Regions from separate parts of the Homo sapiens genome. Here region 2 is linked to region 1. A link is a loop called in an ENCODE intact Hi-C map of the cell type or tissue named here. Cell type or tissue: CD4-positive, alpha-beta T cell. All regions are shown on one strand. Each heading gives the region's core, and the rest is flanking DNA. Links, peaks and the distances in the headings are about the cores only. Region 1 overlaps MAD1L1 (mitotic arrest deficient 1 like 1). Region 2 holds the start of LOC124901573 (a long non-coding RNA gene).

Region 1 (15,847 bases), core at 3,695-11,694:
AATGCCTCCAAAACAAACCAGACGCCGCCCCGGCAGAGGAAACTGAGAATGAGGAGAAACGGTCTCTTTTCCCGATGAAAGGGTTCTCTGTAATGGGCACCAATGACCAGGTTTTGAAGGGCAATACTGTGGGTCAGCGAGGGTTTCCGGGGCCCCGTGGGAGGCGCCCTGCTGTCAGACGCGTTTCTGTCCTCCTCAGCCCCCAACCTGCGCCTGGTGCTCTCGGCCAACCTTGCTCAGAGCTTGATGATACCATGTCTCTCCCTTGTTCCCATTCCATCCTCTCTGTTCTTCCTCATTTTTGCCTCAAGTTCCACAAGTCTCATTACAAGGTTATCTTATCTGACCAATAAACCCGGTTTACTGTTGACAAAGCTCTATTTCTGCTGGGCGACTGGATTCGGAGGAGCCCCCAGGAGAAAAAACGGTCCCCAGCCTTCAGCAGCATCCTCCCTCCAGCAGCCAGCTGTGCATTCTCCATGAACTGCACCTACGCGAGCTCTCCTGAAGGCAGCAGGAGGCTGAACACCAGGCCGCTCAGAGAGGAAGCACGGGGTCCTCTCCCACTACTCACCCCTCTGCCTGCAGCTGCACCAGGCACACAGAGCACGCTCCCTTCCCTGCCCCACAGCTGTCTTGGGGTTACCCTCAGCCAGCTCCTCCTCTGGCTTCCTGCCGTCACACCCTCCCCACTGGCCTCCACCACCCACGTGTAGCTGTGGGGGAGGGGGAAAAGGGGCTGTTCTGGGCTCCCCACCAGCAAGCCTGGTTTTTACAATTTCAACCTCTGATAAAAAGCTCTACAACACCTATTGTAGGAAGGAGTGGAATCAATTATGATTTCCCGAGGCAATTTTACTTACATTTCACACTGCTCTATGACAAATTCCACTTCATTTGTGTTCGCTGTATAAATGCATTCCCCAGCATCCACCTGAACCAGCACCAGCCTTGTTACAGCAGCTGCTCACACCTGCGCTATGACGACGTGGGTGCCGTGCACATCTGGGAGGGCACTGGGACCATCCTGACAGGAAGCCATACCCAAGCCACAGTGGCTGCAGACGGCCCCTCACCAGGGAGGAGGACGTGACCCTCGCAAGGTCTCGCCAGCATGCCTGACCCACGCGGATATGGGGCCATGGGCCTGAGACAGGCCCTGTGCCGCATGGCTCTATTTTGAGTGCAGTTTATTTGACAGGACAGGGAGAAAGGAGAGCAGGGCAACGTGGGAAACAGACAGCACAGTGGAGTCACGGCTCTGGGGCCACTACTCAGCCTGAGCAGTCAGACGGGTTCCTTTCCTCTCTAGGCCTCCAGCGTTCCTATCAGCAAAACAGGGAATTAGATGGACTTGGTCTTCTACAGTTCAAAAATCTTACAGTGCTGCAAAGTCTAGGTGGCTTTCTCCACCGACGGGTAACAGGCAGGCAGCCAGTGCCCAGGGTGCCAGGCACACTCCGGGCCTTGTGCCAAGGAGTTTCCATGCATCAGCTCCCTGACCCCTCATTCATGCGGGACGCCCGGCCCCAGTCCCTGTCCAGTGCCTGGAACAGAACAGGTGCTCAGGAACTGTGTGTTCAATTAAAAAATGAACGAGTGAAACCATCAGCCAATCAGTCCTCGGAACCACCTCCTGAGGCAGGCTGGAGTCCTCCCTTTCAGATGAGGACAAGGCTCCAGGGGAAGGCGCGCGCCCCAGGTCTCCAGCCTCCGTGAAGCCGAGCCTGGGCTCTTGGCCATCATGCTAACGGGCAGGTGGGAAAGCGCTTGCCCAGCCCTGGGCTCTAATAGCTACCTAAAGCCCCCGGGCAGCAGTGACCCCACGAGTCCTGAAAAGATTTGGTGCACATCCATGGCCAGGGGCAGGCCATTACCCAAACAGCTCTGACATCAGGGTCCTTCCTCAACTGAAAGCTCATCTCAGCTGGGGAGAGCTGGCCTTGCCTTCGTCTCCTTCAGAGCTGTGCTGGGCTGAGTGGGGCCAGAAATCAGCATGAGGAGAATTCAAAACAAGATGACTCGCCCATGGGAAGTACCTCCCACCAGGCTCGAGGGACCCTGTGCTGCTTCTGGCATTTTGAATTCGCGCCCAGGGCTGTGGGCTCCCACCAGGGTCAGGCCAGCTCCTAGCAAGTGGTGAGGGGGGTGGCGCCGGCCTGCTCTCCCAGAACTCAGCCTGGAGAGGGAGGCAGACGTGAGCACTGTAAGAACAGGCGAGGACAGGCAGGGCACTCAGGGAGCCCCACACCAGGAAGGAAGACCCACTCTGCACACAGGGAGAGTGTGCATGGGGCAGGGGGGCAAGGCGCCCCCGCAGAAGGACGTGGAGAGGGCACCAGCTGAGAAGATGCCCCCAGCCCACTGGTATCACGTGTCTACTGCCTTCTTGGGGTACAGCAGCGTGGGCTGAGGACACCCAGCTGACGCTGCCACTGACTGGCCATGATAAACAGACGCAGAACTCCGAGAGCTCACGCTCCCAGCCCAGCACCCCACTCATACACTCGCCAGCCAGGCACCACGTGCCAGGCCCTGTGCTGGCCAGGAGGTGGGCCCTTCGATCATCCCATTCTCACAGAGACAGCCCGGGTGCTGCAGGTGTGAGTAACGCACCCCGGGGGCACAGAACACCTGGGTGCGGAGCCCCAGTTTGAACCAGCCCAGATGACCCGGTCACCCCTGCCCTCGCCTGCTTCACTGCACTAGAACTAAAGGAAACAAGATGGATACTCCATGGAGCAAGGCCCTGAAAGGCTGTGGGCCCCGAAGCAGTGGAAGGAATGACAGAGAAAGACCAGCACGCTTCGCCACACCAACACCTCCGTGGGTCCCAAAACGCCACTTAAAAACACAAAAGGTAAAAGACAAACTGGGGAAAACGTGCCACAAATACATGAAAACCTTTTACAAATCAATAGGAAAATCACTAACACGGTAATAGAAAACTGGGAAAAATCAACAATCAACAGAAGAAACGTAACTGACAAACACAAAATTCATTAAGACCCGTTCCTCACCTGGAGTGGCAAGAAGTAAAATGCTAACACTCAGCACGAGTGAGGCCATGAGGGCTGCACGCTACACCTGCTGGGACAGCAGTCACGGGCGCTTCTGGAAAACGAGTCAGCAAAACTGGCCAAGGGTCCTGAAGGTGTTCACACCCTTCCACTCAGTAACAATTGCCTAAAAAGTAATCAGACTGCGGTGGCTCACACCTGCAATCCCAGCACTGTGAGAGGCCGAGGCAGGAGAATCACCTGAGACCAGCCTGGGCAACATAGTGAGACCCCATCTCTACAAAAAAAATTTTTTTTTAATTAGCCAGGCGGGGCGGCATGCACCTATAGTCCCAGCTACTGGGGAGGCTCAGGCAGGAGGATATATTGAGCCCTGGAGTTCAAGACTGCAGTGAGCCAAGATGGCGCCACCACATTGCAGCCTGGGCGACAGAGCAAGACCCTGTGTCTAAACAAATAAATAAATAACAAATGAATCAGATATGGGGAAAGCACTGAGTCCAAGGATGTTGCACACATTAGCAATAATCATGAAAAAATTAAAAACAAAGCTAAATTTCCAATAAAGAGTCTCCTTTTTTTTTTTTTTGGAGACGGAGTCTCGCTGTCGCCCAGGCTGGAGTGCAATGGTGTGATCTAGGCTCACAGCAACCTTTGTCTCCCGGGTTCAAGCGATTCTCCTGCCTCAGCCTCCTGAGTAGGTGGGACTACAGGCACACACCACCACGCCCAGCTAATTTTTTGTATTTTAGTAGAGACGGGGTTTCACCGTGTTGCCCAGGCTGGTCCGAACTCCTGAGCTCAGGCAATCCACCCGTCTCAGCCTCCCAAAGTGCTAGGATTACAGGCATGAGCCACCGCAGCCGGCCAAGAGTTTACTTTTGGTATGTCTACACGAAGAAACATCGTACAGCCAAAAAAGATTTTATTTTCAAGGAATGCTTAATGGCACAGGCACTGGCTGCAATAAAATGTCACAAGTGCAGGAAGCACACAAGGCTGCCAGCTCTGCCACAGCAGTCCCCACACTCGGCTGCCTCCATGGCACCTGCGCACGTGGGTGTCCGTGAGTGCTTACTGGTTGGCTGATAGATTGGCTGAATGAATGAACAGGGGAGGAAAGGAGAGAAGGGAGACGTGGAGATGAAATGCATGCCATGTTCTTGGTGCTACCTCTGGGTGCAGGAGTCAAGGTCTTTTTCAATGGCCTCTTTATACTTTTTGATCAGTCCCCAAGCTTTGCACATGTCCAGTGTCACAGTCAAAGAGGGCTGCATGTTTTAAGAGTCCAGTGGTCAGAGCACTCACACCCATGTACTCCGCAGACCCAAACCTGAGGCCCAGCAGCACAGGGGGCCACAAGTCCACACTGGGGCTGGCCCCACAGAGGCGGGAGCTCAGGGAGGGACACAAACTCCACAGGGAAGCCAACAACAGATGCCTCATTTCTGAATAAAGAAATGCCAGACACGATGTGGGAGAAAAGGAAACCAGGCAGCCCAGAGGGGCCACATGACCCCACAGACAACCCCAGGGACACGCAGACCACACACAGCCCAAGGACACGCTGAGAAATGTAAACCGGAGTCCAGGCTCCCAGGCATGAGCGCGGGAGCGCTGACAAGTCGGGACAGAGCTGGGGTCCAGGCTCCCAGGCATGAGCGCAGGAGCACTGACAAGTCGGGACAGAGCTGGGGTCCAGGCTCCCAGGCATGAGCGCGGGAGCACTGACAAGTCGGGACAGAGCTGGGGTCCAGGCTCCCAGGCATGAGCGCGGGAGCACTGACAAGTCGGGACAGAGCTGGGGTCCAGGCTCCCAGGCATGAGCGCGGGAGCACTGACAAGTCGGGACAGAGCTGGGGTCCAGGCTCCCAGGCATGAGCGCGGGAGCACTGACAAGTCGGGACAGAGCTGGGGTCCAGGCTCCCAGGCATGAGCGCGGGAGCACTGACAAGTCGGGACAGAGCTGGGGTCCAGGCTCCCAGGCATGAGCGCGGGAGCACTGACAAGTGGGGACAGAGCTGGGGTCCAGGCTCCCAGGCATGAGCGCGGGAGCACTGACAAGTCGGGACAGAGCTGGGGTCCAGGCTCCCAGGCATGAGCGCGGGAGCACTGACAAGTCGGGACAGAGCTGGGGTCCAGGCTCCCAGGCATGAGCGCGGGAGCACTGACAAGTCGGGACAGAGCTGGGGTCCAGGCTCCCAGGCATGAGCGCGGGAGCACTGACAAGTCGGGACAGAGCTGGGGTCCAGGCTCCCAGGCATGAGCGCGGGAGCACTGACAAGTCGGGACAGAGCTGGGGTCCAGGCTCCCAGGCATGAGCGCGGGAGCACTGACAAGTCGGGACAGAGCTGGGGTCCAGGCTCCCAGGCATGAGCGCGGGAGCACTGACAAGTCGGGACAGAGCTGGGGTCCAGGCTCCCAGGCATGAGCGCGGGAGCACTGACAAGTTGGGACAGAGCTGGGGTCCAGGCTCCCAGGCATGAGCGCGGGAGCACTGACAAGTGGGGACAGAGCTGGGGTCCAGGCTCCCAGGCATGAGCGCGGGAGCACTGACAAGTCGGGACAGAGCTGGGGTCCAGGCTCCCAGGCATGAGCGCGGGAGCACTGACAAGTCGGGACAGAGCTGGGGTCCAGGCTCCCAGGCATGAGCGCGGGAGCACTGACAAGTCGGGACAGAGCTGGGGTCCAGGCTCCCAGGCATGAGCGCAGGAGCGCTGACAAGTCAGGACAGGGGAGGACGATGCATTCCTGCGCCACCTCCGTGCGGGGAACCAGAGCTCCAGCCTGAATCCCTTAGGGTTGGCTCAGAGTCCTCTCTGGATGAAGTGTCTAGTCTGAGGAGGACAATCCATCCGGTCGTGAGTTTGGACTCTTCCTACACACAAAGGCCAATATATCAAAATTAAATCCCACGGAAGCCCAGGTTGTCACTGGAGAGCATTCCCCAAGCTCCAGGCAGTGGTAAATCAGAGGCCTGAATCCACTGTGGGCCCTCTTTTGAACAGAAGACAAAAGGAAGAGCTTACCCCTAAAGGCAACCCAGCAACCCAGACGTGTGCCTGTCCCACCTCCCCAAGGCCAGGGCTCCTGATCAGAGGTGCTGTAAAGACTCAACAGCCCTGGCAGTACAGGGAGCCCAAGCAGGTGTCGGAAATGACACTGGGTACCTAGAATCCTAAGAACTAAGCTGTCTACAGATGCAGACCAACCAGGTGGGAGGTGGTCAGCTAGATCCCACCAACGCCACTCATACCCACCAACGCGCACGAGGCACGCTCCGCCTCCTGAACACTCCTCCCAGGGCTCCTCCAGCACTCCTCCCACAGCTCCCCCCACAGCACGAGCTTCCGCGTGCCCACCCACGCGCAGAAGACCTCCACCTGCCGCATGCTCCTCCCACAGCTCCCCCCACAGCATGAGCTTCCACGCGCCCACGAAGGTGTCCAGCCATGCAGCAAACGTGGATCAGGCCCAGGTACACATCAGATCTCACCGGTTCCAGTGCCTTCTGCCACGTGGAAATTTCGGCTCCTTCTTTGTCTTCTTAATAGACTCTTCTTTTTTTTTTTTTTTTTTAGAACGGGTTTAGATTTAGAAGAATGGAGAAGATGGTAGAGACTTTTCACATATTCCACACCCAGGTGCCCCACTGTTAACATCTTACACGAGCACAGTGTGCTGGCCACAATAAGGAGCCAGCATGGACCCAGGCACGCCTTGCTCTCCTGGACTACACAGATACTGTGCTTCTTACAAATGGAAGGCTTGTGGCCGTCCTGCCTTCGGCGAGGCACCATGTTCCCAACAGCATGTGCTCCCTACACGGCTCTGTCACATCTGGTAATCCTCATGGCGTTTCAGACATTGTATCACTATTATATCTGTTGTGGTCTGTAATGGGTGGTCTCTGATCTTACTACTGTCATTGATTCTGGGGCGCCACGTCCTGACTGTACTTCCGACATTGCATCACTGTTATGTCTGTTGTGGTCTGTGATCGGCGGTCTCCGATCTTACTGCTGTCATTGATTCTGGGACGCCACACACTATGCTCCTCAGACGGCAAAAGCTTCACCGACCAACGCTGCTTGTGTCTGGCTGCTTCACTGACCAGCCATCTCCCTCCCTCCCTCTCCTTGGGCCTCTCTATTCCCTGGGCGACACAACAGTATTAAAATCAGGCCAATTAATAACCCTACAACAGCCTCTAAGCATTCAAGAGAAAGGAAGAGTCGCATGTCTCTCCTTTAAACCAAAAGCTAGAAAGGATTAAGCTTAGTGAGGAAGGCGTGCCAAAAGCAAAGATAAGCCGAAAGCCAGGCCTCTCGTGCCAAACAGCTCGCCAAGTTGTGAATGCAAAGGGAAAGTTCTTGGAGGAAATTAAAAGTGCTGCTCCACTGAACACACCAACGATAAGAAAGTGAAACTGTCTTATTGCTGATACGGAGAAGTCTGAGTGGTCTGGATAGATCAAACCAGCCCCAACATTCCCTTAAGTCAGAGCAAGTTCCACGAGGCTGAGAGAGGTGGGAAAGCTGCAGAATTCAAGTCTGAAGCTAGCAGAGGTGGGTTCATGAGGTTTACATTAAGAGGCAGTCCCCATCACATAAAAGTACAAGGTGAAGCCGCAAGTGCTGACGGAGAAGCTGCAGCAAGTTCTCCAGAAGATCCAGCTAAGAGCACCAATGAAGGTGGCCACACTAAACACCAGATTTGCAGTGCACATAAAACAGCCTTCTGCTGGAAGATGCCGTCTAGGGCTTTTACAGTTACAGAGGAGAAGTCGATCCCTGCCTTCAAAGTTTCAGAGGACAAGCTGATGCTGTTAGGAGATAATGAAGCTGATGACTTTTTTTTTTTTTTTTTTTTTTTTTTTTGAGACACAGTCTCACTCATTCTGTCACCCAGGCTGGAGCACGGTGGCACAATCTTGGCTCACTGCAACCTCCGCCTTCTGGGTTCAAGCAATTCTCCTGCCTCAGCCTCCCAAGTAGCCGGGATTACAAGTGTGTGCCACCACGCCTCACTAATTTTTTGTATTTTTAGTAGAGACAGGGTTTCACCATGCTGGCCAGGATGGTCTCGAACTCCTGCTGACCTCAAGTGATCCGCCCACCTCGACCTCTCAAAGTGCTGGGATTCCATGCATCAGCTACTGTGCCTGATCTAAGCTTTTTATTTTGATCCAATTACAGATTCACTTGGAGCTATAAAAAATAATACAGAGATCACAAGTAGCATTCATCCAGTTCCTCCCAATAGCAACATCTGGCACAACTACAGCACAGTATCACAACCCGTATGCCGACAATGATACAGTCAAGATACAGCACATTTCATCACCACAAAAACCCCTCGGGTTGTCCGTTCACAGCCACGATTCCTCCTGTGCGTCTCCGTAACTCACGGCAGCCATCCACAGGCTGTCTATCACTTCAGCCTTTTAATAACGTCATGCAAATGGGATCATGCAGCACACGACCTTCAGGGACTGGGCTCTTCGCTCCGCTAAACTCCCTGGAGATCTATTCAAGTATGTTTATCCACAGTGAATTCCTTCTTAGTCCTGAGTATTACTCTGTGTGACGGAGGCACTACCGTTGTTTAACCATCACCACCGAAGGACATCAGAATTCTTTCCAGTTTTTGGCCATTATGCAAAAGCTGCTAGGAAGAGTCCTCTGTCGGGTTTTGTCCGAACCTCGGTTTTATTTCACTGGAATCGACACCCAGGAATGCGACTGCTGGTCATATGGGAGCTGCAGTGCAGTTTTTAAGAAACCCTCGAGCTGGTTCCAGGGTGGCTGCACCCTGTCACTCTCCCATCAGCAAGGCACCAGAGATGGAGTTTCTCTACACACTGACTGGCATCTGATGGTGTCCGTTTCTGAACTTTGACAGGTGTGCAGTGACACCTCACTGTGGTTTTAACTTGCATTTCCCTCATGACTAATGATGTTGAACATCTTTCCACGGGCTTAACTGTCATCTGTATATGTTATTTGGTAAAAAGGTCTGTCTATATCTTTTGCTTGTTTGCTAATTAGGTGTGTCTGTTTTGTTTTTCTATTACTGAGTTTTGAGAGTTTTCTCATCTATTACAGATAACAAATCGTCTTTGTCAGATATGAAGCTTGCAAATAGTTCCTCTTTATCTCTACCTTGTCTTTTCATCTCTTCACAGGAACTTTCACGGGGCAAAAATTTTAATCTTGATGGAGTCCAACTTCAGTTGACCCAAGCAGAAGGAACGAAATAATAAATATTAGAGCAAAAATAAGTGAAATAAAGAACACAAAAACAATAAAAGAAATCGGTCAAGCCTAAAGTTGGTTCTGTGAGAATAGCAACAGAATTGACAGAAACTTTTAGCTGGGCCAACCAAGGAAACAAGAAAGAGGGTGCAGATCACTGCAGTTGGGAGTGAAAGAGACACTAGCTGACCTTCCAGAGATAAAGGCTGTAAAGGAATACTACGAACAGCTGCATGCCGAAAATTAATAACGGAGGTGAAATGAACAAACTCCTGAAAAGACAAAAGCTACCAAAACTGACTCAAGAGAAACACAGACAACCTGAGTAGACCCACAGAACAGCAAAGACACTGGATTAGTTTTGAAGACGCTGCCTGCTGCCTCTGCGGCTCCATCTCAGCTCCTCCGGACCCTCCCAGATCCCCACAACTGGAATGCTGGATCTTGTGTTGTGGCCCCACCGGCACCGGGGACTTTGTTCCTTTTATTCCATCGTATTCCCAGGTCTCATCGGTGTCGGGAACTTTGCTCATTTTATTCCATCGTATTCTCTCTGCTGTTCAGAATGGGCAGATGGGCAGTTCCTATCGGTCCATCTCTGAGTTCACGAACGCGCTCCTGTCGCCTCCATTCTGCTGCTGACCTTATATCCATTAAGTTTTTCTTTCCATTATTGCTAGGCATTAACTACATTTTCTGTCTTCCCAGCTGCTATTTACCTAGTCCTTTGCTGGGGAGCGTCGGCATTTTGGGGATGTGCTTCCTTAGCTCCAAGTCTGGGATGAAAGAGGCAGACGAGGAAACCTGGGCAGCTCCCCGCCAGGCTGTTCCGAGGCCCAAGGCCCCTGGCCTCCATCCCGCAGAGGCTCACTATGCTCATTCCATAGATAATGTCCAGGACTCTTCATTATACTTAACAGAAGGATCAAAGAAAATGCGTCAACTCCATCTTCCTGCAAACAGAGGTGTTGGCTGCTCTTTGGAATCGCTCATTCAGCCAATGCTGATTTAAACCTTCTACGTGATGTGTGCCGTCATAGGGGCTGCCCTGAGAAGCCTGGCTTCACAATCACGTGTGTCTCTCACTGTTGGCTGCTGAGAACCACAGAAGAGCTCTCAGCACACAAGGGCTCCATCCTACCCCCTGCACTGAGACACCGCCCACCACAGCAGGACTTCCTGAAGCCTGAGCTACAGCACCCCCAGAGTTCCTGTCGGAAAAAGCTCAAGGCTGTCAGGAGGATTTGCCCTTGGTTCTACCACACCTGACAACAGGCCCCTGCCCTGCCTCCCCTTCCTAGCACAGTTACTTCAGAAAATCCGAGCTGACAACTGTGAATCCTTCCTCAGTCCCTTGGAGACACACATGCCCGCACCTCCTACAGCTCTGGGATGTCCTTCTCAAGGACCGAGAGCCAACCCTTTGGAACGTAATCATCAGGAAAACAGGCCTGTCTCCTAGTCTGGGGCTGGGGAAGGGGAGCAGGAGCCCATCCCTGCCAGCCCCAACCTGCCAGCTCGTAGCAGAGTCAGCTCATCACATTCATGCTACCCAACCCTCTTGCTGCTTTCTGTAATTTTTCACTTCCCTGACTCCATTTGGGCACCTGTTCCCCACACTCCCTTTAAAATGCCCAGTCACATCTGCACAAACCTGAAAGGAGCTCAGCTCTGTCCCCTGCTGTCAGCAGCGACTGAATAAAATCTGTTTTCTCCACTTTAACTTACATCCAGCTGCATATACCTTTGACATGGGTCACGACTGACGCTTGACATGAGTTGAATGAAACCAGATGAGGAAGAGCTTTGAAGGCATACCATCAGGTGTCAGGTCACTAACCCTCTCTTTGCCCGAGAGGAGTAGAAAACTCCACAAGACAGTCTCACTTCCACGCTGCAAAAATGTCAACTCTCACCATGGCAGCCCACAGGGGGGAGGGATACTGAACACAAAACTCACTCAGGTGCCTGCTTTGGCCTGGCCACGCTGCACCCAGCTCCCCGCAGCACCTCCTGCTCTGTTCCAGAGAGGCGAGCAGAGCCTGCATCCTACCCAGCCAAGGCCAGAGAGAACTAGCTCCCTGGGAAAGCAGCAAGGGACCATCCAAGAAAGACTTAGACACACACACGCACACGGACATGCACACAGACACACAGATGCACGTACACACATATGTACACACACATCCACACACGCACATGTGCACACACACACGCAGACACACATGCACACGGACATGCAGACATGCACACACATATGTACACACATACACATGCACACACACACGCACATGGACACAGACACGCACACAGACGTGCACACACAAGCGCATGCGCACACGTACACAGACACACATACGCACATGCACACACACGCGCACATGGACACAGACACACGCAGATGTGCACAGACACACAGGCACACGGACACACGCACAGACACACACATGGGCACACAGGCACAAGGGCATGCACACGGCATTCCTAACTGCCACCACCGACCTTTTCACACTCCAGCCACCCCAGAACCCTGGCGTTTAGAATCTGCAGCTAAAATACACCCAATGATGGTATCAACGTTCATTTATTCATTCAACAAATACTTGGCGATATGGTTTGGATGTCTGCTCCCTCCAAATCTCAGGTTGAAAAATGTTTCCCAAAGGTGGAGGTGGGGCCTGGTGGGAGGTGTTGGATTATGAGGGCGGATCCCTCACGAATGGCCCAGAGCCATCCCGAGTGAGGAGTGTTGTTGGAAAGATTCTGGAACCTCAAGTGTCTCTCTTGCTCCTGCTCTTGCCATGTGACGTGCCTGCTCCTTGCCTTCTGCCATGATCAGAAGCTTCCTGGTACCTCAGCAGAAGCAGATGCCGGCGCTGTGCTTCCTGTACAGTCCGCAGAATGACCCAGCCTCAGGGATTCCTTTATAGAGACACAAGAACGGACTAATACACCTGAGGAGCCTTCACGCACACACATGTCCACGTCCACGTCCACGTCCACATCCACGTCCACGTCCACATCAAGGCAGTGCTGCTGAGGGCCAGAGGACGCTGCCACAGGCCGACCCCGTGAAGCTGAAAGTCACCTTCGCCAAGAAGGATGGGCTTCTGGAAAACACAGCCCTGCACTTAGAAACTTCAGACCCTACTCTCCACAATCTCTTTATTTATAAAATTGCTTATGCGAAGATATTTCCACGCAGAATGCATTCAATTATGCAGTGTAAGGGGGGGCCTGAATGGAGAACATCCAAGTCAGCCACGAAGACACTTCAGGAAATACAAGAAAACGACCCTGCCACTGACTTTCGAATGTGTCTGCATCCACGCCCCTGTCCCATCGGAGGGGCACAGGGTAATACATAGCACTGCGCTCCCCTCCTTCTCCTGTGGTTCCCCTCCTGACAGCGCAGTGCAGTGCGGCAGACACCCCTCATCCTCGGTGTCAGGGCAGCATTAGCATGTAAATAGCTGGCAGACACAAGGACGTGAAAGCAAGGAAGAGCTCTTTAATTAACTTTAATCCTCCAAAAATCCATGCTGCAATCTGTTCTGACAATCCCACGCTCCTTAGGAGGCCCTCGGCACGACCTGGCACATCCTGTGGGCTGGAGGTGGCCGGAATGGGCGGGCTTGGGAACGTGATGCCCGGGTACCGTGCCTACAAGGACGCTGGGTCATGACTGTTCTCTGGAGGCTACGGGTGCCCTGCAGAGTGGAGGCACGCGGAGGGCCTGGGGGGGCTGGGGATCCAGACTGGCTGAGCGCCTGTTTCCCACCACAAACAGCCCTGCGGAGTGCCAGCCTTTTTCTCGAGAGTGGGGGCAGCACCACCCCAGGCCTCCTGCCAGGCCCCAGGGAGCCCTGAGGCAGGGGCCTCTGCCCATTCTCTCCTCCCAACACCCCGCACTGCCCAACATAGACATAAGCTGGGCCCAGGGCTACTGAACAGGGCCAGGGAGGGCCGGGCAAAGCCTGCCCCTGGAACGTGGCAGACCTCACCGTGCAGGAACAGGGTGTGGGTGGCGGCCGCGGGCTCGGACGTGACTCAAGCACAGATGGGTGCCCGTCCCGTCAAGAGAGCACACGCAATGGACGGCGGCAGCAATGCTCCAGCAACCACAGCAAAGGCCTGATGGAGAGAGGAGGGGAGACAGCAGCATGGGAGGACGAGCTGCCTAGAGCTGGCGGCCACAATGCGCCGCAGGAAGGGGAGCAGCCAACGGTCTGGAATAAAAATCATAGCGAATGCTCACAGGACAGAGGCAGCTACTACAGGTCCTGATCCAAGGGTCACTCTTGCTCATTCCTCCCAACTTGTTCAGTCCGCCAACAACACTGTGAGGACACGCTGGGACAATCTCCGCTCTCTCCAGCAACGAAACTGAGACACAGACGAATGACTTCGGCTGGGTTCCACACAGCCAGCACCTGGGACCAGGATTTGAACTCACGCACCCAGGCTCCTGAGAGGACGCTCCTGCCACAAAGCACCTCAGGTGTGAGAGGCCAAAGAGAAGCTGCCCGGCGCACGTGGAAGAAGGTGGGGACGCTGTGAACACACTGGGAACAGTGCTTTAGAAACAGCAGCAGTGAATCCCAGAGGAGCCCGCAGCATGTGTGAGATGATAACACAATTTCCCAAATGGTTCAGCAGGGCACAGAACCAGCACGGGGGTGCGGCCGGGAGGTCTGGGTCCTGAGTACACATGAAGTCCCCAGGCGATCGACCACACAAGCCTCTCCACTGCTCCAGCCTCGGTTTCTCTTCCTGTACAGCGAGGGCGACTCAGCACAGCCCACGTGTTTCCCGCTCAGCTTTGTGAGATTCAGTGAGGATGACAAGAACTGGAACTGGAGTCCCAGCTCAGTGAGACAGACCCCAAGAAATGGAGGCCATCAGTATGGCGTAGTCCCCCGGGGCGTGGACACCCTCTCAGCTCCTGTGCCAGTGGTGTAGACAGGGGAGCCCAGGGGAGGCAACAGCATGAACAAAACCCGAGCCCCGGGCCAGGCCTGTCACCTCCCCACTCTGATGAGCAGCAGCAACCATTCTCCGCACTTCACAGAGGAAGCAGAGGCTCTGACAGGGGCCACACGCCCAAGCCACACGGCCGCAGAGGCACGATCTGAGCCAGGGCGCCCTGACGGCAAGCCCCGGCCTCTGATCACCTCCCAGGGTGAAGCCATTCAGCAAGGGAGCTGCTGCCACCAGGGGCCAGAAAGGACATGAAAGGCTCCGGCCTCCCACCCGGCCTCCACACCCCTCTCTGCTCCAGGCCAGGAGCACCAGCCCGTGTCTCAGTGGCTGTGAATCCCTGTAAGAGTCCCCTGTATCCCTGTGAGAGCCCCCGTATCCCTGTGAGAGTCCTCGTATCCCTGTGTCCCCGTGAGATACCCCACGTCCCTATGAGAGTCCCCCATGTCCCTGTGAGAGTCTCTGTGTCCCTGTGAGAGTGACTCCCAGCCCTCAGGCTGCCGGGTGCCCTCTCAGGTGCCTCTCATGGCCAGCCCAGCACTCTGCGTGTACATAGCACTATCCCTCTCGGGAGCCCGCAGGGTCACACCAGCCTGGCTTACACAGAAATAAATTGTGCTTCTGTAACCAGCAATATTTCTTTAACTGGAGGTTAATAAAAATCACCGTTGGAGGCTAACCAGTGGATCTAATTTATTTAGAGACTTTTCTGAAGCTGTGGATAAAGCCCTTTATTAAAGCTTAGTACAGCACCTGACGATGCCCTGGAAAAGCGACAGTCGCTTAGTGGGATTTGGAGGCCGTGGAGCAAAGTGAAAAGTCTAACAGGATTCCTTGAAGGAAGGAGAGTGGGGTGGGGGAGGGGAGCGGGACATGGGAGCCAATTTCTCACCTGAGGAGCCCAGCCTCAGCCAGACAGCACTTCAGGGCCCGTCCCAGGCCTTCCCTAAGCCTCGGAGCACATGGTGAGCCCCAAGTAGTCCTTAAATCCAAACGTTCTGCCGAGGGCCCCCCATGGAGCTGAGCCATCATCTTTAGGAGACATGGCACACGTCCCCTGCACCACAGGCCGCCACAGCCCTGCTCCCTGAGGGCCTGCCCATGACAGAGGCGGCAGTGGAGGCCCTGTAAGGGAAGGACTTCCTGGGGAAGACCAGCTGAGTGCTGCAGTGGCCACCTCGGCTGCCTCTAGGGAGTCAAGGAGGGTCCCATGTAAGCCCCAGGCCGAGCCCTGCAATCAGTGCCTCTCCTGGGATGCGGGTGGTGGCGCAGGCCCCACGCCCCAGGTGGACTGAAGCCCCGCCCTCCCTACAGAGGGGAGTCCCATCCCTTTCCAGGCCTGCACTCACAGGCACCCTATGTCCCTGTCCTCAGCTGGACGGCAGCGCAGGCAAATAAGATCGCCTTTCAATGTGCACAGAAATACAAGACCCCTTTCAGCCACCAAAGGCCCCCACAACCTCAGGGCCGTCCAGCGAGCTAGGAAACCCATGTTGTCCTCCTCCTCCCAGGCCCGGCGCCCGTGCCCACCCAACCCTCCCCTCCAGACAGGCTCCGGCTGGGGCACTGCCCATGAAATGATTTCGACAC
Region 2 (15,847 bases), core at 5,593-13,592, 51 kb before region 1:
GAGAGGTTCTAGGTGCCAAAAGGCCCAGCAGAAAGCAGAGTGCCATCTCAGAGAGCGGGGAGCCGTGCAGCGTGACGCAGGCTCCTGCGTGGGCAGCCACGGGCCGGGACACGCTGACCTTCCTGAAACCTTCACAGATGCTGGAAGCCACAGCTGCAACTCCCCAGATTTAAGAACCTACTCCACCACCTCCCACGTGGCTCCTGGGGACTGGAGGACAACGGTGGAGACCACCCTGCCTCGCGTGGCATTCAGGACCTTGCAGGGTCAGGCACCAGCCACACCAGCCCAGACCTTCCCGATGCGCTGCTGTGCACGGCCTCTCCCCCTGCGCCCGCGTGCCTCCAGAGGCCCTTTCTCCATGATGACAAGGTGTGGCCTCTGCTGCTGGTCCCAGCTCCCCCTCTCACTGCAGACACACATTGAAGCCTGTCTGGCACGTCATCCAGCCTTGGCCTTGGTGAGCTCCTGACCTGCCTGGGCTGCCCTTCTGGGCCATTCCTTCTGTCTCACTACACACTACCCCCTCTCCGAGGCCTCCAGGCCCGCTGCTCTGTGTGGCAAGGGTCTTTCTCCCCAGGTGGGGCTGCTCTTGCAAGTCAGGGTGTGTGTGGGAGGCATATTTTGCTCATCTCTGCAAAGGAAAAGCCAACTCCGGCTTCGGAGGGGCTCCCAGCACCAATGCTTGGTGAGCAGGTGGTGGGGACGGCCCCTCTGCCACTCTCCTTCCCCTCCCCAGGCCTGGCAGCCAGTGCTTTCTCCAGTCACATTCTTCCACTTTAAAGCCTCTAGTGCCTCCCACTGCTGCTAGGAAAGAGACTGCATGCTCACCATGGCACCTGCCCGGTCTCCAGCTTCCCCCACCCCACACCCACACTCACACACAGCCCCCAACCCCATCAACCCGAAGACCACACGCAGACGCACTTCCAGGGGGAGACATCCACTGTCACAGGACCACGTGCACCTCACAGGCTGTAACGACAGAGCCTCTAGGTGAAGAATGGCCCCCAGGTCCCCGAGACATGGAGACGCAGATGAAGACGGAGAGCGCGTCGGGGCCCACTCACCACTCCATCAGCCTCCATGCTCGGCCCTAAGGACGCCACGGCACACACTCAGTATCTGAACACTTGAACGGCTGAGCAGATGTAAATGAAACCGCTCAGACTCCGGCAGATCCCAGAGAGGGCGATGTGTAAGGCACAGCCCATGCATGAGGAATGCTTCAGAGACGCTGGAGGAACATCGAATCTAGAAGGCATCATAGCTGCCATGTGCAGAGCACTTCCTGGGCCGGGGCCACACTAAAGGCAGCCCTTTTCCTGCTTTACTCTCGGCAACCCTGAGAAAGAGGGGCCATCCACAGGTGAAAACTGGAACCCCAGGGAGTGGGTGTGACGGACGAAGCAGAGGCTGCTGCCGCGGGGGGTCCAGGGGCCCACACACCAAAGCTGTGTGGCCTAGGAAGGGTGCTCTCTCCCCACTGCCACCCCCATCTCACTGCAGGGCCATTTGATGTCCCCTGGAGCTGTCTCAGTCCCCTGTTCTCAGTTCCTCTGATGACCAGGAGAAACCCTGGATGCCCAGGGCCTGGCCTGCTGCAGACACTCAGAGCAGAGGAGTGGCCAATGCAGGAAAGCCATGGGCCTCCTGCCACCCCACCCTGTGCCCACAGCCACCGCCTCCCACATTGGATTCTGGCAGGATACTCGGGTTGCCCCACAGCCACTTTCAATCCGCACTGGATGGGGCAGCGCCAACACAGGCACCAAAGCGGAGCCCGGAGCTCCACCTGCATCTGCCTGGAAACCTCTTGCCTGAGGACCCTGATGGGTCCACAAGGCGGGGGAGAGGCAGAGAGCTCTAGAAAAGCAGCCCGGCCTGCAGACCCTGCTCTAGGGGCGCCGTGTGCAAGCAGGAGCTGGGGTGAGGGTGGCCTAGGACAGTGCAGTGGCAGAGAGCTGGCAGCATGTCTGAAGCGGAGCCCAAGGGCTGCTGGACACGCCTGGCTGCTGCACTGCCTGGGCTCTGCTCTGAGCCACACTCCCGTGCAGCCATCTCGGCACAGCACTGCCATGCAGCCCCTGCGGCTGCAGACCCGGCTCCAGCGCCGCCCCCTGATGGAGGACCTGCTCCCTTCTGAGCGTCAGGGACACTGAGAGACCCCTGCTGTCAGTGCTGGCTGGAGAAGTGCTGCTGAAGAAAGGGCCACACCAGCAGAGACGAGTGTCCCTGCAGAGAGGAACCTAGGTGGATGGGATGGGACTTACAAAGAAAAGCCCTTCCAGGAAGGCAGCAGAGGAGCAAGACTTTACTCCAGCCACCCACGGGGGAGCACACAGAGAAGGTCACGGCCTGGAGAGGGGGACAGGAGGCTGCCGGTGGACGTGTCTCCCGCACTCCCCTCCTCTGGAAAGGGCACACCTGAGCGTGCGCACCTCCCCGCTGGGGGACACGCCTGAGCATGTCCACTTCCTTCCTGGGGGACACGCATGAGCGTGCCCACCTCCCCCCACCCCACAGGACACACCTGAGCACGTCCGCCTCTTCCTCCGTGGGACACACCTGGGCGTATCCGCCTCCTCCCCCACAGGACACACCTGGGCGTATCTGCCTCCTCCCCCGCAGGACACACCTGGGCGTATCCGCCTCCTCTCTGGGGGACACACCTGGGCGTGTCCGCCTCCTCTCTGGGGGACGTACCTGAGCGTGTCCGCCTCCTCCCTGGAGAACAGGAAGCTCTGTTCGGCAGAGCTGGACTGAGACTTCAGCATCTTCAGCTCCATCTCCAGCTAGGAGAAAGCAAAGGATAGAGGGTCAGCAGACACGAGCGCACCCAGGTGTGTGGGGAACCCCAGCCCAGGCCCCTGAGACCACCCCTGGCAGCACCCCCGCCCTGGGCTGGGAGCTGCGGGAGAGACCTCTCTCCTGGAAGCCTGAAGCTGCCAGGCCAGACAGCACTCTAACTTTGCAAACTCAAGTTCTCTCATTTTTTTGTCACTTCCATCTCCTGAATAGCAACAGATGCACAGGCTCACGGTGAGGTGTGTGGGGTGCATGTGAGAGTCTCTGGAGAGTGGACACGCAGCTGGGGAGAGAGCACGCTCCAACGCTGCCGTCGGTTTGGTTTAACAGCCACAAGCCGTCGTTTATTCCGCTACTTCCAATTCCTCTACAGAACAGCGTGAGATGCTGCACCGCCCGGGAGGGAGCCTGGATTCTGTTTTTCTTTTCTGAGATGGAGTCTCGCTCTGTCACCCAGGCTGGAGTGCAGTGGCACAATCTCGGCTCACTGCAACCTCCACCTCGCAGGTTCAAGTGATTCTTCTGCCTCAGCCTCCTGAGTAGCTGGGACTACAGGCGCGTGCTGCCACGCCTGGTTAATTTTTTGTATTTTAGTAGAGATGGGGTTTCACTGTGTTCTCCAGGCTGGTCTCGAACTCCTGACCTCGGGTGATTCACCCGCCTCCGCCTCCCAAAGTGCTGGGATGACAAGCGTGAGCCGGTGTGCCCGGCCAGGAGTGTGGATTCTAACTCGCCCCTACACACCTAGGGTGGGAGGCATCAGGGGCAGCAGACGGTGGGGAGGCCAGGAGCCAGAACGGACTGCGGGCTCAAGGAAGAGCAGGGCACAGACGGGGGCCTGGTCAGGCAGGCTGGCGCAGGCTGAGGGGCTACGTAGGCACCAGCTCCAGGGCCCGGGGGTGCTAAGGAAGGCCCACCCAGAGACGCCCCTCACCACTCCTGGGGTGTCTCATGGACAGGATCCGATGGGTTTAGGGAGGTAAATCCTGCCCCTGGCCCAAGTCAGAACCTTGTTCCCACCAGTCCTGACCCACTCCAAAGCCCAGCTCACTCCGTCACGAAGGGAGGAGGAAGGGCAGTGTGGCCTCAGGGAGGGAAGGACAGGTGCCAGCAGGTACCACGGCAGCCGGAGGCCCCCAGCAGTGAAGCTGCAAAGCCTGCCAGACACCCAGGGTGGAATGATGTGAGGGGGACAACACCCCCTGGGCTGGGGGCCAGCAGGAGCCTGGGAAAAAAGGCACTGGGGCAGGGGGTGCACAGTGTGCAACAGGGCAGGATATGCTAATTACCCTGATCTAATCACCATATGTTACATGTACTGAAACATCACTATGTACCCCATAAATATATACAATTATCATGGGTCCATTAAAAAGAAAGATCCACAGTTCAGACAACAAACACGGATGCCCATGCCCTGAGCAGCCTGTCCCCAACTTCCAACCCCAGCGCCCCAGGCCCCCGACTCTCAGCCAGCCAACGTTCTGAGGTTTGAGCATATGTTCCTTCCGGAGGCTGCTGGTGCGCATGCCAGCAACATGTCTATGTTCTTCCTCCCACCACACTTCATTTTATTTAACAAAAATGGTAAGATGTCCTACACATCATTTGGTACCTTGCTTTTTTTCACTATATATATAAAATATAAAAATATATACATAAATATACATATATATTCTGAGACAGAGTCTCGCTGTGTCACCCAGGCTCGAGTGCAGTGGTGTCATCTCAGCTCACTGCAGCTCCCAGGTTCAAGCGATTCTCCTGCCTCAGCCTCCCAAGTTGCTGGGATTACAGGTGCACGCCATCAAGCCCAGCTAATTTTTGTATTTTTAGTAGAGACGGGGTTTCACCATGTTGGTGAGGCTGGTCCCGATCTCCTGACCTCAAGTGATCCACCTGCCTCAGCCTCCCAGAGTGCTGGGATTACAGGCGTGAGCCGCCGCGCCCAGCCTTTTCTTCTTCTTTCTAACTTATCTTTGTATACGTGATTTTAAATTTTTGTTTCCCGCCCCCTTCACTAAATTCCGACCGACAGCAGCAGTTCTCAGTTGATTCTCTTGGCACATAATCTTATCAGCAGCAAAGAGGGACGATTTTCCAATTTTCCTCCTCCTTCCCAATATTGATACCTTGGGTTTCTTTCCCTTGTCTACTTTGGATGACTAGTATCTCCAGAATAATACGAAATCACAGTTGTGATACTGGACATCCTTAGGTGGCCTGTGGCTTCACTGGAGCTGAAGCCAATACTTTCTTATTTACAGCACATGACCTTTTTTTTCAAATAGGTATTTTCTATCACAGTGAGAAATTACCCATATATTCCTATTTTATTAAGAGTTTTTAATCAAGGCTGAGTGTTGGATTTTGTCAAACGCCCCCATGAAGAGGGTATTCTATAAATTGATATCCTAAAATCAAGCTGACAGGCTGGTCCTGGAATAAATCTTACTGCATATGATGTATTTCAACCTGCTGTTGAATTTCACTCGTGACATGTTAACAATGACACTGATACACGTATGCGCGTGCATGCACACACACACACGTGCACACACGCACACACACCCACAGACGCGCGCGCGCGCGCGCGCGCGCACACACACACACACACACACACACACACACACAGGCTTGTAAGGCCTTTGCAGTTGTTGGTGTCAATACAACACTTCCAGAATGCCTTCCCCTCCTTTTCCCACAGTCTGAACTGGTTTACACAGTGCTCAAAGTATCTGCGCTTTGAAGATCTGGTAGAATTTTCCCATGAAACTGGCTTGGCCTGATGCATCTTCTGTTTCTTTCCTCTTGTGGTGGGGGAGAGCAGCCATGGCAATTTTGGGACAACGTTTTTCTACAGTAATTGATCTGTTTAAAATTTCTCTCTCTTCTGGAGTTGGGATTGATAGGTAACATTTCCCTAAAACGTCATTCATTTCCCACAGATTTTTAAGTTTATTAAAATGGAACTGAGATATAATTCATAATTCTTTTTATAGAAATCAGACAAAACTCATAATTCTCAATTTTTTAATTTTTGCTTTTCTTTCCCATCGAGGTATACATAATTTACACGCAGTAAACTTCTCAATCTTATGTGCACAGCCTGATGGCTTTTTATACATGTCTTCACCTACGTATCCACCGTCCAGATCAGGACACAGAATTCTCAGCACGCCTGAAAGCTCTCGCATGCTCCTGCTCAGTCAATAGCTCCAGGTAATTAGTCTTGTTTCCTATTTTGGATGGTGATACTTTCTATCAATTTTTTATTAGAACTGTGAATAATTCATATGTTTTATTGGTTTTATTTCAAATAACAGGTATTTGGACTTATTTATTATTTCTACCATTTTTCACTTTCCTATTAACTTCTGCTTTGATCTTTACAAATTCCTACCTTTTTGTTTCACTAAGGTTTACTTTCCTTTTGTTCTCTGACTTCTTGGGTTGAAGGTTTAATCCATATATTTACATGCTTTCTTGTTCAATGATATAAATATTTAAACTTGTGAATTTAGGTGGTTCCCACAGGCTCTGATGAGAAGTGTTTTCATGACAATTATTTTCTACATCTTATGCACTTTTGAATCGTACTTCTTTGAACCAAGAATTGTTTAAGACACAGTGTTTTGTTCTGTTTGGGTTTTGTTTTTTAAATTCCAAGTGTTAGGAGCTTTTTTTTCCCTGATTTTGTTCTTGATTTCACATCACACTGCAATCACAAGAAGTTGTATTAGTTCTACTTATTTTAATTTATAAAGGCTTTCTCTATTACCGAATACACAATTAATCTTTGTGAATGTTTTCTATGCACTCCTTTTAACATGAGTATATTCTCTAATTTGGGGGATATGGGTTTTACGCACATATGTATTTTTCTGTTTTCCATTATTCTTTGCCCACTTGCTATATCGCAGATTAGGACATAAATCCTGCTACTGGCATCTTTGACAATTTCGCCTTGAATCTTTCCTCATTTCTGCTTTTCCCAACAGCGGTGATGTGTTATTTGGCTAACCCATCTGAACCTCACTGTGAAAAGCGCCCACCTTTGTTTCTGAGCGGCTTCTGGCTTGAACTCACACTGCATGGAGATCATAGCTCCTGCTTTCCAGGTTCACTTCACCAGGATGCCTTTGCTTCCCGTACTTTCCAACATGTTTGGTTTTGCTTTGCAATCCAATCAGGAAGTCCTTTCCTTTTAATAGGAGAGTTTAGTCCAACTATAACTGGATTTGTGTCTATTTCTGTTGTATTATGTTGTTATGCTTTCGATTTTGTAGCTTTTACATCTATCTCATTCTGTGGCCTTTTTAATCTAGTTTACTTTTTTGCGTGTAATTCTCTCGAGGCTTAGAAAAGTGTGCATGTTTTACCCTGGTTGCTTTTATAACTCAGCTTTGTTTCACACCGATACTTTCCTACTAGACAGTACCTACTGTATCTCCTATGTTGGGTGCCTAACTAGTCAGATACATCATCCTCCCTGTTGAACTTTATAGTCTGTGACGGTTCATTCCATGTGTCCACTGGACAGGACCTGGGGTACTCAGATCAAAACACTTTCTGGGTGTGTCTGGGAGGGTTTGTGGATGAGATCAGCATTTGAATCGGGGACTCAGCAGACGGCCCCGGGCAGCATGGGTAGGCCTCCTCCAACCCCTTGAGGCCGGAATGAAATGAAAACTGGAGGAGGCGACCGTTCCTCCCTTGCCTGCCTGGTGGCCTGAGCGGGGCAGCTCCCGTTTTCCGCCCAGGACTGGGGCTTTCACCACAGGCTCCGCTGGTTCTCAGGCCTGCAGAGCGGACTGGGCACAGCACAGGCTCTTCCAGGTCTGCTGTGCACAGATGCAGACCACGGGATCCTGGCTCCATGGCCAAGAGCGAGGGCCTCACAGTCACTCTCTCGGGATAGACCAGTCTACCGCACCTGGTGCTCTAGGGAGCCTAACATGCAGCTCGATCTGCTCTCCCCACCTGATACTACCTTTAGATGGTGTGTCTGTGTCTTCGGCTCTCAACAGCGAAGCCGCCATCCTCATGTTCTCTCCTCCCTCTGCCATCCTGACACTTCTTTTTGAATACATGACATGTAGCACTTACATTTCCAGGCTTCCACATTCACTTCATCTTCCAATTCAGGAGATGGAACTCTTGCTGCGGGTTCTTTAGGTAGTTTTCCCCGTGATTCGCCTCCCCGTGCATCCGGTCACCTTCCTTCCTGTACTGCCCCCTACTGCCCCCTCTCCTGCTCTGAGACCCTCCGGGTCCTGTCTCATGCAACCCCCGGCCTCACCGTCTCTTCTTGGAGCGTGTGCGTTCCGCCCAAGCCTCACAGACTCTACCGCCTCGTTAACTTTTGTTTCTTGGCAAAATGTCTGGATAGAATTTTCATCTGCTCAATGTCCACCGTTTTTCTGTGAAACTTTTTCTGCCACTTGTTTTTGTTCTTTTTCTCCTTTGCTCTAACACAAATGCATGGAGTAACCTTTACTGCTCACTGCTGAAGATGAGTTTTATTGAATCCGGCTCCGTGCACAGGTTCACAGTGGGGAAGGACAGGCCTGCTTCCTTTTATCTGAAATCCAGTGACAGTTTTGCTGCGAGTCCAATCAGCCCCCAGTAGCTCCCTCCGGCAGGAGAGAAAGGACACCGTGAGTTTTCCTAAGAGCAAATGTTCTGTCTGCCACAGATGCGGCTTCAAGTACGTGTGATGCACCTGTGTGACCCCTCAGCTCAGCACCAACCTCTGCTGCAGCTTGGAACCACACGCCAGTCCAGCTTGGAACCACACGCCAGTCCAGCTTGGAACCACACGCCAGTCCAGGGACCCCCGTTCCAGCTGCCGCCGGCCCCCGCACTGCGGAGCCAGGGTCAGGGGCCGCCTCTCGCAAGGGCTCACGCCGGCAAGGGAGTTCTACTCCGCGGCTCCCTCGCGCCGGCAAGGGGGTTCTACTCCGCGGCTCCCTCGCGCCGGCAAGGGGGTTCTACTCCGCGGCTCCCTCATGGAGCTGCCTCCACCCGCACTGCTCCAGGCTTCCCCGGGGATGTGTCTGCTCACTGCGTCTGCTCACTGCACTCTCCTGCACCACGGGCTTCCTGCCTCTGCCTGGGGCTTGGTTTGCAGCTGCATTTCTGTTTTGTCAAAATTTAAGTGCCATTTTGGTTTTCACGCTTCTTGTTATTTGTAGATGATTTCCAGGAAACAAGGGGGAAATGCTGACGTGTGCCACAATGTTCAGAGCAAAAAATCAAGCCCTTTTATTTTAATGTGTAACCTTAGACTCATAAGTAAGCTCCCAACTGTATTCTCAGAGTAGCCAATGCCTGCCCCCTTGAGCCTGTGCCCGACACCCCCAGCCATGCTGCAGGTCCTCCACCCACCCTGCACCTCCCCGCCAGGCCAGCTCTCACCCCTACATCCCCCTCCAGGCCCATGGCACAGGACAGTAGCCACAGAGGGCCAGACCCATGATCCATGTCTGTGGGCCACCTTCCACCTACACCCCCCGCTCCCATCCACCATTTAGATCCAGTGGAAATGCCGCCTTCCCCACAATCTGTCCTGGCAGCTCCCTCACCCCTCCCCTGCCAGCTGGAAGTGCCCACCCCCACTCCTCTGTGACCGCACCCTCTACTCCACCACACCACATGGTGACTGGGCACGTGACTCTCCTCCCCACTGGATGGGACGTTCCCTGGAGGAGACGTGGTAACCATGTAGGGCCCCATTGCCAGCACAGAACCTGGCACACAGTCGGTGCTTGGACGGGCACACGGGTGGGCAGATGGTGGGCACAGACGCGGCAATGGCCACTTCCCAGGCACGTCCAGCGTGTGTGCGGCCGAGCTCGGAACGGGGAGGTACTGGGGCGGGTCTAAGTATCCCGGATGAAGCGAAGAGAGCCGCCCATGCTGAGCACACAAGCCCCGGAGTCTGCTCTGCTGTCCGCCAATTTGAGAAGCCGTGTAGACATATCAGTATTTAAGGGAAGGAAAGCCATCGGGGAGGGGGGGAGAGGCAGGTGGGGGAAGAGCAAATGCGAGGATGGTCCCGGGGTGCTCTCGGCACCAACTGCAGTGCCCTCGCCCAGCCGCCGGGCCCGCACGGCAGGGCCACGGCCGCCCGGCAGCCCCGGCTCCACGTCTTTTCTCCTGCGGGCTCGGCAGCCGAGAGTGGAGGGTGCAGAGGGCTCCTTGTGAGGACCTGTGGGACTCGCTGGCAGGGCACAGGCCCGGGGCAGCAGCGTTCTCAGAGGTAACTCACAGGCACCTGTGCCTCCAGCCCTCACCGTGACGACGGGGATACCACCACCTGTCCCTGGGTGGGAAACCCGGGCTCCCAGGCACGGGACCATGTCTGAAGCTCCGATCTCTGGGGCAGCCTACAGCCTAGGGAGGAGGCTGAGCTGGCAGGAAGTCAGGCAGGCCCCTAGGAGGCATCCTCACCGAGGACCTGTAGAACACCTACTCACACCCGGGGCAGGCCCATGAGAGGCGAGGAGCGGCAGGAGGCCCGTGAGGGAGGGGAGACCCAGAAGAAAAGGAGTAGCAGGTAGATGGAGCAGCGTGCGGAAGCACGGGTGGGAAGGTGGGATCCAGGAAGAGGGCGCTGGGGACAAGGAGAGGGCCCTGCTGAACGCTTCCTGACATGGCGGAGGGCCCATTCATTATTCATCCAATGGTCACAGAGCAAGACTCACCTCCCACACCTCCCAGGGGCAACTCTGCCGCTGCATCAGGCAGCGCACACAGCAGCCCGGCCGTCCCCCGTTCAGGTGGCACACAGCAGCCCAGCCATCCCCACCACAGGGACCTGAGGCCCAGGCACTTTGTGGAGCGCCCAGCCTACAAGACTTCAGCGCAGACAGATCAGGGCCCCACCAATGCAGTGACAGGGCAGGGAAGCCCTCCAAAGCCAGGCCTGGGGACAAGACACTGCTCTGGGCCTGGCCCAGGCACAGAGCACTCAGTACCTAAAACTTCGTTTTCTGTGTTTACTCCCTCATGCCTGTGTCACGGTGGCTGTGAAGCAGCAGCACAGTCCCTGACGGACTCTCTGGAGGACCCGGCCGCGCTCCAGGGTGGCCCAGGCGCACAGCGTGGCTGGGGAGGGCAGCGCCACAGGCAGACTTCTTGGGAAGGGCCGTGATCCCACGGCAAAAGCCTGGAGGACAGGATTCCCGGCGGCCAGGGCTGCCTTCCAGGGGCCCTGCGTGTGCTCCGGGCAGTCCTAGCACTGAGCCTATCCTGTGGAAATCATTCTCTCTGGCCAAACCCTGTGCCCGCACCAGGCTGCAGGAGGCAGGGCCACGTGTGCCTGGCCCCTCCATGCCCCTTCCCAAGGCCCACAGATGGCCATCTCCTCCCTGACAAGGCCCTGATGCCCAGCAAGACTGAGAGCCCTTCCTGGGCTGCCTCACAGGAGCCCCTTATATCACATACCTGAGAAGGGTCTAGTGTCTAGAACACATGAAGACTTACCACTAACCAACAAAACAACCCATTTACAAAGTGGGCAATGGATGGGGCAGACACTTCTCCAGAGAAGACAGATGCGTGGCTGATAAGCACAGGGTGAAGTTCAGGACCACTGGCCTCAGGGTAACGCAAACAAAGCCACGGGAGCCACTCCACACCCGCCAGGACGGCTCTAACGAAACGTGGAAAATTTCACACCCGCCAGGACGGCTCTAACGAAACGTGGAAAATGGCGGCACCACTGTCACTTCTCTCACGCCCAGGAGCGTTCATTTGTGTCCTCTTAGTTACGATTAGTCTGGCTAGAGGTTTATCAATTTTATCTCACAGAAACAGATTTTGGTCTCATTTACGGAACTCAACTGTATGTTTGACTGAGATGAAGCAACCTGTTGATCTCCGGTGGGGCCGACAGGGAGAGGGGAGCAGAAAGCCAGGCACGGGCTGGGAGCCCTCGGCGGCGGGAGCCGCCTCACCCTGGAAGACGGAGCTCGCACAGCAGCATGTGCGCTGCCCAGACCCAAACTGGAACAGGTGTGGGGACCCTGGGAGAGCAGCCTGAGCGCGAGCACAGACGTCCCGGCAGCGCTCCAGCCTCAGCGTGGACCAGCCCCAGCGTGGACCAGCCCCAGCGTGGACCAGCCTCAGCGTGGACCAGCCTCAGCATGGATCAGCCTCAGCACAGGTTGGCTTCAGCATGGATCAGCCCCAGCGTGGCCCGGCTTCGGCATGGCCCAGCCTCAGTGTAGGCCGGCTGGCCCCATGTTCCTCTGCCTACAAGGTCCCTCCCTCCTGGAGTACAGGCCTGGCCTACCAGATCCACTCATAGCCCCAACCTTCATGAAACATTCATGCTAATGGTCCTTGTGGCAAACTCACTAGCGCAGCATAACCTTTAAATAGAGACCTTGCATTCGGTTTAATTTGGGAAGATGCAGGGTGTGCTCCCAGGGGCCTTCCCTAATGCCACAAACTAATAACAAGAGGAGGAGCTGGGTAACTCCCCCCACCGCAATTCTAATTAACGAGGCTGCCGCTGAGTGCCAGAGTGAGGGCGTCCACATGCGCGTGCACCCGCCGCCTCATCGCCAACTCACGTGGCATCGCTGAGTCTCAGCTGCAACCTGTGCCCGGGAGGTGGTGAGGCTGAGGCCCAGAGCCTCACAGAACCCTGGCTGCAAGGTGAGGGCTCACATCCCAGGGCTCCCTGGGGCTGACTGGGGCAGAGGCTCCAGGTCTCCAAGAGATGAGAGGGTGCTGAGGTCACAGCTGGGCATCCTGGCCAGAGGCCACCTTTCCGCTCAACTCTGCACCCTCTGGCACCAGGAAGGCTTCTGGAGTGGCTGTGGCTTCCTAAGGAGGCCTCGGGGGGATCTTAGGTGGAGTCCACTCTCCAGCTTCCTTTCCAGCCTGGAGGAGACACAGGCGCTGTGGGCCATGGACAGCCCCCTTGGCTCACCCAGACATTTCCTCGTGAGCACAGATGTGCGCCTGAGCTGGGAAATGCTTTCTCCTCAGAAAAAAACAGCCCAGCCGGAGGGCATGTCCCGGCCGAATGTTCGCCTGATGCACCGCCCCTGGGATGAGGCCGCTGCAGAACCAGAGCAGCTGTGCTTGGAGGAACCGGGGCCTCACCACCAGGGCTGCAGCGTGCCCAGGGCCGCCACTGCTGGCCTCACGAGCACCGCTGGGTGCCTGAGCACCTGCCCCACCAGAGCGCCACTGCTGGCCTCACGAGCACCGCTGGGTGCCTGAGCACCTGCCCCACCAGAGCGCCACTGCTGGCCTCACGAGCACCGCTGGGTGCCTGAGCACCTGCCCCACCAGAGCGCCACTGCTGGCCTCACGAGCACCGCTGGGTGCCTGAGCACCTGCCCCACCAGAGCGCCACTGCTGGCCTCACGAGCACCGCTGGGTGCCTGAGCACCTGCCCCACCAGAGCGCCACTGCTGGCCTCACGAGCACCGCTGGGTGCCTGAGCACCTGCCCCACCAGAGCGCCACTGCTGGCCTCACGAGCACCGCTGGGTGCCTGAGCACCTGCCCCACCAGAGCGCCACTGCTGGCCTCACGAGCACCGCTGGGTGCCTGAGCACCTGCCCCACCAGAGCGCCACTGCTGGCCTCACGAGCACCGCTGGGTGCCTGAGCACCTGCCCCACCAGAGCGCCACTGCTGGCCTCACGAGCACCGCTGGGTGCCTGAGCACCTGCCCCACCAGAGCGCCACTGCTGGCCTCACGAGCACCGCTGGGTGCCTGAGCACCCGCCCCACCAGAGCGCCACTGCTGGCCTCACGAGCACCGCTGGGTGCCTGAGCACCCGCCCCACCAGAGCGCCACTGCTGGCCTCACGAGCGCCGCTGGGTGCCTGAGCACCCGCCCCACCAGAGCGCCACTGCTGGCCTCACGAGCGCCGCTGGGTGCCTGAGCACCCGCCCCACCAGAGCGCCACTGCTGGCCTCACGAGCGCCGCTGGGTGCCTGAGCACCTGCCCCACCAGAGCGCCACTGCTGGCCTCACGAGCGCCGCTGGGTGCCTGAGCACCTGCCCCACCAGAGCGCCACTGCTGGCCTCACGAGCGCCGCTGGGTGCCTGAGCACCTGCCCCACCAGAGCGCCACTGCTGGCCTCACGAGCGCCGCTGGGTGCCTGAGCACCTGCCCCACCAGAGCGCCACTGCTGGCCTCACGAGCGCCGCTGGGTGCCTGAGCACCTGCCCCACCAGAGCGCCACTGCTGGCCTCACGAGCGCCGCTGGGTGCCTGAGCACCTGCCCCACCAGAGCGCCACTGCTGGCCTCACGAGCGCCGCTGGGTGCCTGAGCACCTGCCCCACCAGAGCGCCACTGCTGGCCTCACGAGCGCCGCTGGGTGCCTGAGCACCTGCCCCACCAGAGCGCCACTGCTGGCCTCACGAGCGCCGCTGGGTGCCTGAGCACCTGCCCCACCAGAGCGCCACTGCTGGCCTCACGAGCGCCGCTGGGTGCCTGAGCACCTGCCCCACCAGAGCGCCACTGCTGGCCTCACGAGCGCCGCTGGGTGCCTGAGCACCTGCCCCACCAGAGCGCCACTGCTGGCCTCACGAGCACCGCTGGGTGCCTGAGCACCTGCCCCACCAGAGCGCCACTGCTGGCCTCATGAGCACCGCTGGGTGCCTGAGCACCTGCCCCACCAGAGCGCCACTGCTCTGACTTCCACGCTGGATACCCAGCCCCATTTACACTCACGGAGGAGCGTTGGGAAGCCAGATGGGTGGTGTCTCTCTATGTGGCTTCCAAGGGCTCCAGAACCTTCACTGGGATCAATGAGGCTGCCTCCTCAATAGGAGCAGTTGTTAACGCTGGGGAAGGGGAACAGGTGTCAGAAACCTTTTGAAGATGGCAACTGCTCTCTGGAGAAAAACGTGTGCAAGTAACGGAAATGTGTATGCAGCCTCAAGCGCTTTGTGGAGAACTGAGCACCTGCCCTGGGATGCTGGATAAAGAGCCCCTGCTTAGAAACAAGCCTGAATTTGAAAGTTCTCCCTACAGAAAGGGCCTCCCTCCCTCCTATCAGCTCCAATCCTACATCTGCCTTTTTAGGACATCTGAGGCCACCTCCTGTCCCTGTGAAGCCTCTCACTGTGGAAGTTAACTCTGCTGGGGGAGCTTGGGGAAGGCTGTCTGCCAGGGCTGCTGGCTGAATCACAGGCAAAAACAAGCCCCCAGGCGGCCCAGTCCAAGGGAAAGTCCCAGTGTCTCCAGGACAGGTGGATGTGAGGATGGCATGGGCTCTACGTCAGGGAGGCAGGCGGCAGGGGCAGGGGCAGGGGCAGGTGACACCATTGTGGGCCTGGGGCCAGAACGGGATCAGCTTATGGAAGATACACGTAGCTGAGAAAAAGCTTAAGCCAGAAAGGGCCACTGCAGAGACACGACAAGTTTAAATCACAGGAAAATGCTTCGTACTTAGGATGAGGGTACTATATTTCCCCTATACAGAATTACTCCCATAATTTTTCAAGATAAATGAACCGATTTCCTTTCTCGTGGTTATTATAGACTCGATCTAAGTTTCGTGGAGTGGAATGCACGGGGGACTTCACTGCTCTGAGTCTGAAGTGCCCACCTTCTCCTCATCCCCGCCCCCAACGCCCAAAAGATGCCCCCATGGGTCATATGGCAAGTGTGCAGACAGCAGTGACATGCAGGTGACTGAGATTCTAAACCACCCAGGAATAACCCTAGTAAGCAGTGGGCAGGACCCACAGTGCAGGGAGGGCACAGGGCTTCTGGGGGAGCCACAATGCAACCAGCTTGCCTTCCCATGTCAGTCCGCAGACCAAGGCAATGCAAGAGGACTGGCAGGAACCTTGGCAAGCTCCCTCTAAAGTTTACCGGAAAAAACATTGGAGAATATCTAAGATCATTCTGAAAGAGAAAATAACACAAAGGTCACGACGTATCAGACACACTCTGAGGCTCTGCTAGCTCACACACTGTGGCACTGGCCCAGATAGAAAACAAGCTTACGCCTTCCCTCTGCACTGAGATTTTCTTCTGTTTTTTGGAGGAGAA

The links. A loop is a pair of places that touch in the nucleus more often than their neighbours do. Peaks named below come from ENCODE experiments on the same cell type or tissue, not always from the same donor. Only the 100,000 strongest peaks of a DNase experiment are listed, where the experiment ranks them.
Region 2: it touches region 1 in a loop (2.2-fold over the local background); 4 of 110 quality-filtered maps call a loop at or near these places.

Annotation. Positions count from the first base shown.
Region 1 is chr7:2,030,627-2,046,473 of GRCh38, forward strand. The region is part of intron 12 of MAD1L1 (mitotic arrest deficient 1 like 1); the gene reads right to left. Among named protein-coding and RNA genes, the nearest start is that of SNORA114, 51 kb to the right of the region's middle. RefSeq lists enhancers at 786-1,467, 2,150-2,829. In CD4-positive, alpha-beta T cell, for the core only: no CTCF peak of the experiment used is centred there; DNase peaks (open chromatin) are centred at 6,985, 7,560, 7,605 and 10,374; H3K4me3 peaks cover 1,193 bases; H3K27ac peaks cover 825 bases.
Region 2 is chr7:1,977,747-1,993,593 of GRCh38, forward strand. MAD1L1 (mitotic arrest deficient 1 like 1) reads right to left here. Exons shown (of 19, transcript NM_001013836.2): 15 at 2,707-2,795. It overlaps LOC124901573 (a long non-coding RNA gene), which reads left to right and starts at 2,763. Exons shown (of 3, transcript XR_007060190.1): 1 at 2,763-2,843; 2 at 5,917-6,030; 3 at 8,507-8,593. RefSeq lists enhancers at 2,018-3,217, 2,412-3,063. In CD4-positive, alpha-beta T cell, for the core only: no CTCF peak of the experiment used is centred there; a DNase peak (open chromatin) is centred at 8,995.